Linked DNA regions of Homo sapiens: region 2 is linked to region 1. Evidence: chromatin contacts called from ENCODE Hi-C or POLR2A ChIA-PET data. All regions are on one chromosome and are shown on one strand. Each heading gives the region's core, a stretch centred on a gene start or an enhancer-like site at or near the end of the contact. The rest is flanking DNA. Distances are from core to core; before and after follow the strand shown. Region 1 overlaps CPEB3 (cytoplasmic polyadenylation element binding protein 3). Region 2 overlaps CPEB3 (cytoplasmic polyadenylation element binding protein 3).

What was found. Hi-C counts contacts between places; a loop is a spot of excess contacts on that map. ChIA-PET counts read pairs that join two places held with the same protein, here RNA polymerase II (POLR2A). Pooled maps may share reads with other maps.
Region 2: a map of naive thymus-derived CD4-positive, alpha-beta T cell shows a loop between it and region 1 (13-fold over the local background). The contact joins two enhancer-like sites. A Hi-C loop is called at or near these places in 5 of 168 maps with a recorded cell type or tissue (GM12878, HCT116, K562 and 2 more), 15 of 37 single-sample maps with no recorded cell type and 9 of 50 pooled maps. POLR2A ChIA-PET finds 5 or more read pairs at or near these places in 6 of 52 experiments (GM12878, K562, OCI-LY7 and 3 more).

The regions. Positions count from the first base shown.
Region 1 is chr10:92,210,001-92,212,700 of GRCh38, forward strand. All of the region lies in intron 2 of CPEB3 (cytoplasmic polyadenylation element binding protein 3), which reads right to left. Among named protein-coding and RNA genes, the nearest start is that of CPEB3, 80 kb to the right of the region's middle. RefSeq lists an enhancer at 1,332-1,501. Within about 2 kb of position 1,436, at least 7 of the 41 ENCODE cell types and tissues checked have a DNase peak (open chromatin) inside an H3K27ac peak, as active enhancers do.
Region 2 is chr10:92,086,589-92,089,288 of GRCh38, forward strand. The region is part of intron 8 of CPEB3 (cytoplasmic polyadenylation element binding protein 3); the gene reads right to left. Among named protein-coding and RNA genes, the nearest start is that of BTAF1, 160 kb to the left of the region's middle. Within about 2 kb of position 1,328, at least 9 of the 41 ENCODE cell types and tissues checked have a DNase peak (open chromatin) inside an H3K27ac peak, as active enhancers do.

The DNA of each region.
Region 1 (2,700 bases), core at 186-2,685:
AGAGAGAAGCCAAGAAGAAATGAAAAGGAAAAAGCAGACAGAACTCACTATTTATATAATTATATACCCAAAATAATCAGTCTTTCATTGGGATGACCTGTAGTAGCCAGAATTATAATGCTCTGCCGCTCTGCAGTTAGATAAAAATAAAAAGATTTAAATCACAGCACACTGTAAGCACTCAAATTTCAATAGAATTGAATAAGTTATTTAATCTCCCTGTGTATGAGTTTCCTCATTTGAGAAATGTGGATAACAATAATGCCTACCTCACCTGGATGCTATAAAGATACAAATGAAGGTGGTCATCAACTATGGTATGGAAGCAGAAGGGACCTCAATTCTGTCTTCATGAAGGAGTAATAATGAACCAAAGTAAAATCAGGCATGATTTACAGGCAGCAAACTATGAAACTGTGAAAAAGGAAAGTGGCAAATATATTCCATTCAACTAAGTGGAACTGAATGTGTATAAAAAATTAATAGCAATTATTTTGAAATAATGCAGGATAGGAAAGTTGCTGGAAACCAAAAGAAAGGAAGAAAAATATAAACATACACGCACACATACACACTTTAAGGGGTAATACATAAACTATTGAACAATCTGTAGTCTCTTGGAAAAACTGAGGGTATAATTCAATTCCAATGGATATATGATGACTTTAACAACTACTCTTCATTTGAATAATGTTATAATTGTGTTGATAACATCTATACTAAATAAAAACAATTTCATTTAAAGCTATAAATATGGCCAGGCGTGGTGGCTCATGCCTGTAATCCCAGCACTTTGGGAGGCCAAGGCGGGCGGATTACTTGAGGTCAGGAGTTCGAGACCAGCCTGGCCAAGATGATGAAACCCAGTCTGTATAAAAATACAAAAATTAGCCAGGCGTGGTGGCACATGCCTGTAATCCCACTACTCAGGAGGCTGAGGCAGGAGAATCGCTTGAGCCTGGTACATATATAAATACAGGCAGAGGTTGCAGTGAGCTGAGATCACATCACTGCACTCCAGCCTGGGCAACAGAGTGAGACTCCATCTCAAAAAATAAATCAATAAATAAAAGCTATAAACATGAAAGCTCAAAGAAAATACCATGAAATATCTTATAAGTGAGAATATATGTAAAATGCTTTTGTCAGCTATAAAGAAAGCACCACATAAAATAAAAACTGGTGGAACAATATAAGCATTCAGCCACTTTTAGACAATTTTTGTTTAGAAAATTTGATGAAACAATACCTACTGGAAGTGAAGGCTTAGTCTGGTAGATAATTTATCAAGTATCCAAGAAAACTCTTACATTGTCTTTGTAAATTATAGATTATATCTCTGTATATGTGTATTAATAATGGCATGCTAATGGAAGATCACAGATTTATGCATGAAAGTGAGAAATGAAACAGAAACCACATAGAAACAGAAACTATGACTCAGAACAGATAAACTGTGCCAAATCATGACACGGAACACAAACTATCTAAGCTCAAATTGTTTTAAACAACAGCTCATTCAAACATATATCATAATTTTTTTTTTTTTTTTTTGAGACAGAGTCTCGCTCTGTTGCCCAGGCTGGCGTGCAGTGGCGCGATCTTGGCTCACTGCAACCTCTGCCTCTCAGGTTCAAGCAATTCTCCTGCCTCAGCCTCCCAAGTAGCTGGGATTACAGGAGCCCGCCACCACACCAGGTTAATTTTTTTGTGTGTATTTTTAGTAGAGACCGGGTTTCACTATGTTGGCTAGGCTGGTTTTGAACTCCTGACCTCAAGTGATCCGCCCACCTCAGCCTCCCAAAGTGCTAGAATTATGGGCATGAGCCACTGCGCCCAGCTCAAACATATATGTTCTAAGATCATATATCTTTTTCTTTTTTTGAGACGGAGTTTCACTTTGTTGCCCAGGCTGGAGTGCAGTGGTGCCATCTCGACTCACTGCAACCTCCACCTCCAGGGTTCAAGCAATTCTCCTGCCTCAGCCTTCCAAGAAGCTGGGATTACAGGCACCCGCCACCACTCCTGGTTAATTTTTTATTTTTATTTTTTGTACTTTTAGTAGAGACGGGGTTTCACTATGTTGGCCAGGCTGGTTTTGAACTCCTGACCTCAAGTGATGTGCTCACCTTGGCCTCCCAAAGTGCCAGGATTATAGGCAGGAGCCACCGTGCCCAGCTCCAACATATATGTTTTAAGACAATAAATTCTTTTTTTTTTTTTTTTTTGAGATGGAGTTTCACTCTTGTTGCCCAGGCAACAAGACAGTGGTACAACAAGACAGTGTACAACAAGACAGTTGTACAGTGGTGCAACTTCAGCTCACTGCAACCTCCACTTCCCAGGTTCAACCAATTCTCCTGCCTCAGCCTCCCAAGTAGCTGGGATTACAGGCACTCACCACTGCCCAGCTAATTTTTGTGTTTTTAATAGAGATGGGGTTTCACCATGTTGGCCAGGCTGGTCTCAAACTCCTGACCTCAGGTGATCCACTCACCTCGGTCTCCCAAAGTGCTGGGATTACAGGTGTGAGCCACTTTGCCCAGCCTAAAACAATATATCCTCATTGTCCAATATAGTAGCCACTAACCACATGTGGCTATTGAGCACTTGAAATGTCGCTAGAATAAACTGAGATGTGCTGTATTTGTAAAGTACCCACCGGATTTCAAAGACTTAGTACAAAAAAAAGTAAAACAT
Region 2 (2,700 bases), core at 78-2,577, 120 kb before region 1:
TCTCACAGGGTCATTGTGAGAATTAAACATCCATGAGAGCTCTGGGCACACTGCTGAGGACAGAGTGGTATTCAAATGTTTAGTTTTGTCCAGGGTTCTTGCCCCTCTCCCACCCTGTGAATCTCTGCTTAACATTTAAGTTGGCCTGGTTTTATGCTCTATAAGTATCAATTCATTGCAGTGTTATTTTGGTTTTATGCTAATATCACACAGCCTGCCACTGATATGGCAAAGTTTGACATCAGCTTTGGATGAGGGTTTGCTTTTGGTGCAGAGGGAGGACACAAACACATACTAACATTAGGAAAACCCTTATCCCTAAAGGTAATACAGTTAATCAAGTCAGTATGCCAAATCTGGAGTTTATCCGGGACAACCCATACTGAACTTAGGACATGGTGAAAAAGCTTCTACTGTTGAAAAACTTGATACAGGATGGTTTCTGCCTGCAACCATATCATAAAACAACAATAAAGGATAGGGTTATAATATACTCCTGTTTCCTAAGTCACAAATCAGGACATGGTTTCTAATACATGTGAACTATCAAATGTTTATATAAAATGTCTGAAATAAATGATCTTAGAAAAATTCAGGATATATGTTCTCTAGATATATGCCACATATCTCTGAATATTTACTTCACAAATTTTTACCTCCCACAGAAAAACCATCCTCACAACAGTCAGGGCAGGTGGGGAAGGCAGAGAAAGAAATTTCAGGATTCACCACAGAATATTGGTAGGGGAAAAAAAGAAAGGAAGGAATTATCACAGCAATTGTTAGGAAAGATAGAACCAAAAGATGAACGAGAAAACAGTAGGTTGTGGGGATTCAGATGAGCACTCTCTCAAGATTGATCTGTTTGCAGGGCCTAAGGAAGTCATGAAGTCAAGAACAGTTTATATGCTTCTAATGAGAAAGACTGAAAGTTTTTCCAGCCTGATCAAGGTTGGGAATGAATGGATCCAAAAGCTTGGTCACTGGGGCAGTCCTCCCATCAGATGCCAAAACCAAGAAATTTGGGATCAGAGGAATACTCATGTTAATCAACTGGGGAAGAGTACAGAGACCACATACCTCACTCTCTACTTTTTCCTGGTGATATCATAACCCCCAAGTCTGGCACTTATTTTCTGTCAGAGTGAAGAGATATGCATTCTGGAGAGGTCCTAATGCCACAGAGATATGCAACAGGGCTATTTCTGTATGGAGATTCACATTACGTGAATGAAGCAGAGTGGCAACGTGTTGTACTTCCAGGTGGCAGCAGGAGGAGAATCAAACTGCCCATTATTACCCTGTACTGACTCTAAAGAATATGCGAGCTTTAGCCACATGGTGGCACGGTGAGTCTACTTACAGGCTTTCCTAATGTGAGGGCAGGGTGAGGTGGGGAGTAGAAAGAAAACAAGATCTGATAAACACCAGGAGACTTCAGGCAAACCATCGTTGGCTTGCTATTGTCACCGATGGGAATGATGAAAGGAAGAGACAGTAATAATGTGTATTATTTGACATAGAAAAACCCACAATCAGGCAATGAGTAAGCTCATCTAAATTTTCCACTGATATTTTCCCATTTTCAGCTTTGCTTTTCTTTTCCTTTCTAGGACTGTGATTTTTTTCCAACCTAATTTTTTTTTTTTTTTTTTTTGAGATAAGGTCTTACTGTCACCCAGGCTGGAGTGCACTGATGCAATCTCAGCTCACTGCAGCCCCGAGCTCCCTGGGCTCAAGTGGTTCTCCTGCCTCAGCCCCCCAAGTAGCTGGAACTACAGGAGTGTGCCATCATGCCTGGCTAATTTTTGTATTTATTGTAGAGACAGGGTTTCACCATGTTGCCCAGGCTGGTCCAACCTGAGTTTTTAAAAGGAAGGTTTATCAAAGAACCAGAAACTCAGGACAATACTGCTTAAAATAGGTTGCCTTTTTTCTTTAAGAGGTGTTTGTATATTTCTGTTTAAAGGGATAAGGCCTGTATTCAGAATAACTATCAGTGATATTGGTCCTTGTCTTACAATGAGGAAATATCAAAGATTAAAAAAAAAAAACTCACAAGATCCAAAGGAATAACACTTCAGTGATAACATTTTAGTCACTGTGACATATTAAGGGATACTTTTTGGCCCTGAATAAGGTAAAAATCCACCTGGACATCTAAAATCACACCTGTTGAGTAGGGACACCCATATCTAGTCCAGGATCAGTCTACATAAAATGCTTAAAATAGTTTTAGACTTTCCAAAATTCCATAACTAGAATATCCCTTGGAAATAATAAAAAATGCTCTAAAGCATTTCAAAACCAAATTTGAAAATCATGTTAAAGAATATAATCTGGTCTCCAGTTAATTCTGAGTTCACATTCTATAAACACATTTGTTTTCTTCTGAAATCTTTTGACTGTCTGTAAATGATTACCTCTTTAACATGATAGTGGGATATTCAGTTTTGCATGACACATATTTTCTCAGTGCCAGTAATACAGTAGATGCTCAATAAATGTTTATCATTCAAGTGAACTGTACTGTATTCAACTTCAGCTTGTCTAGCAAAGTCACAATGAATTCCTTTAAAAAACGTCTTCTATTCCAAGGTATACATCAGTTCCCAAAGCTCAGTGTGTTTCAAAGAAACCCAATCCCTAGGATTATACATAAAAGTTGCAGATGTTAACTTTTTGTCTTGATAACATGGC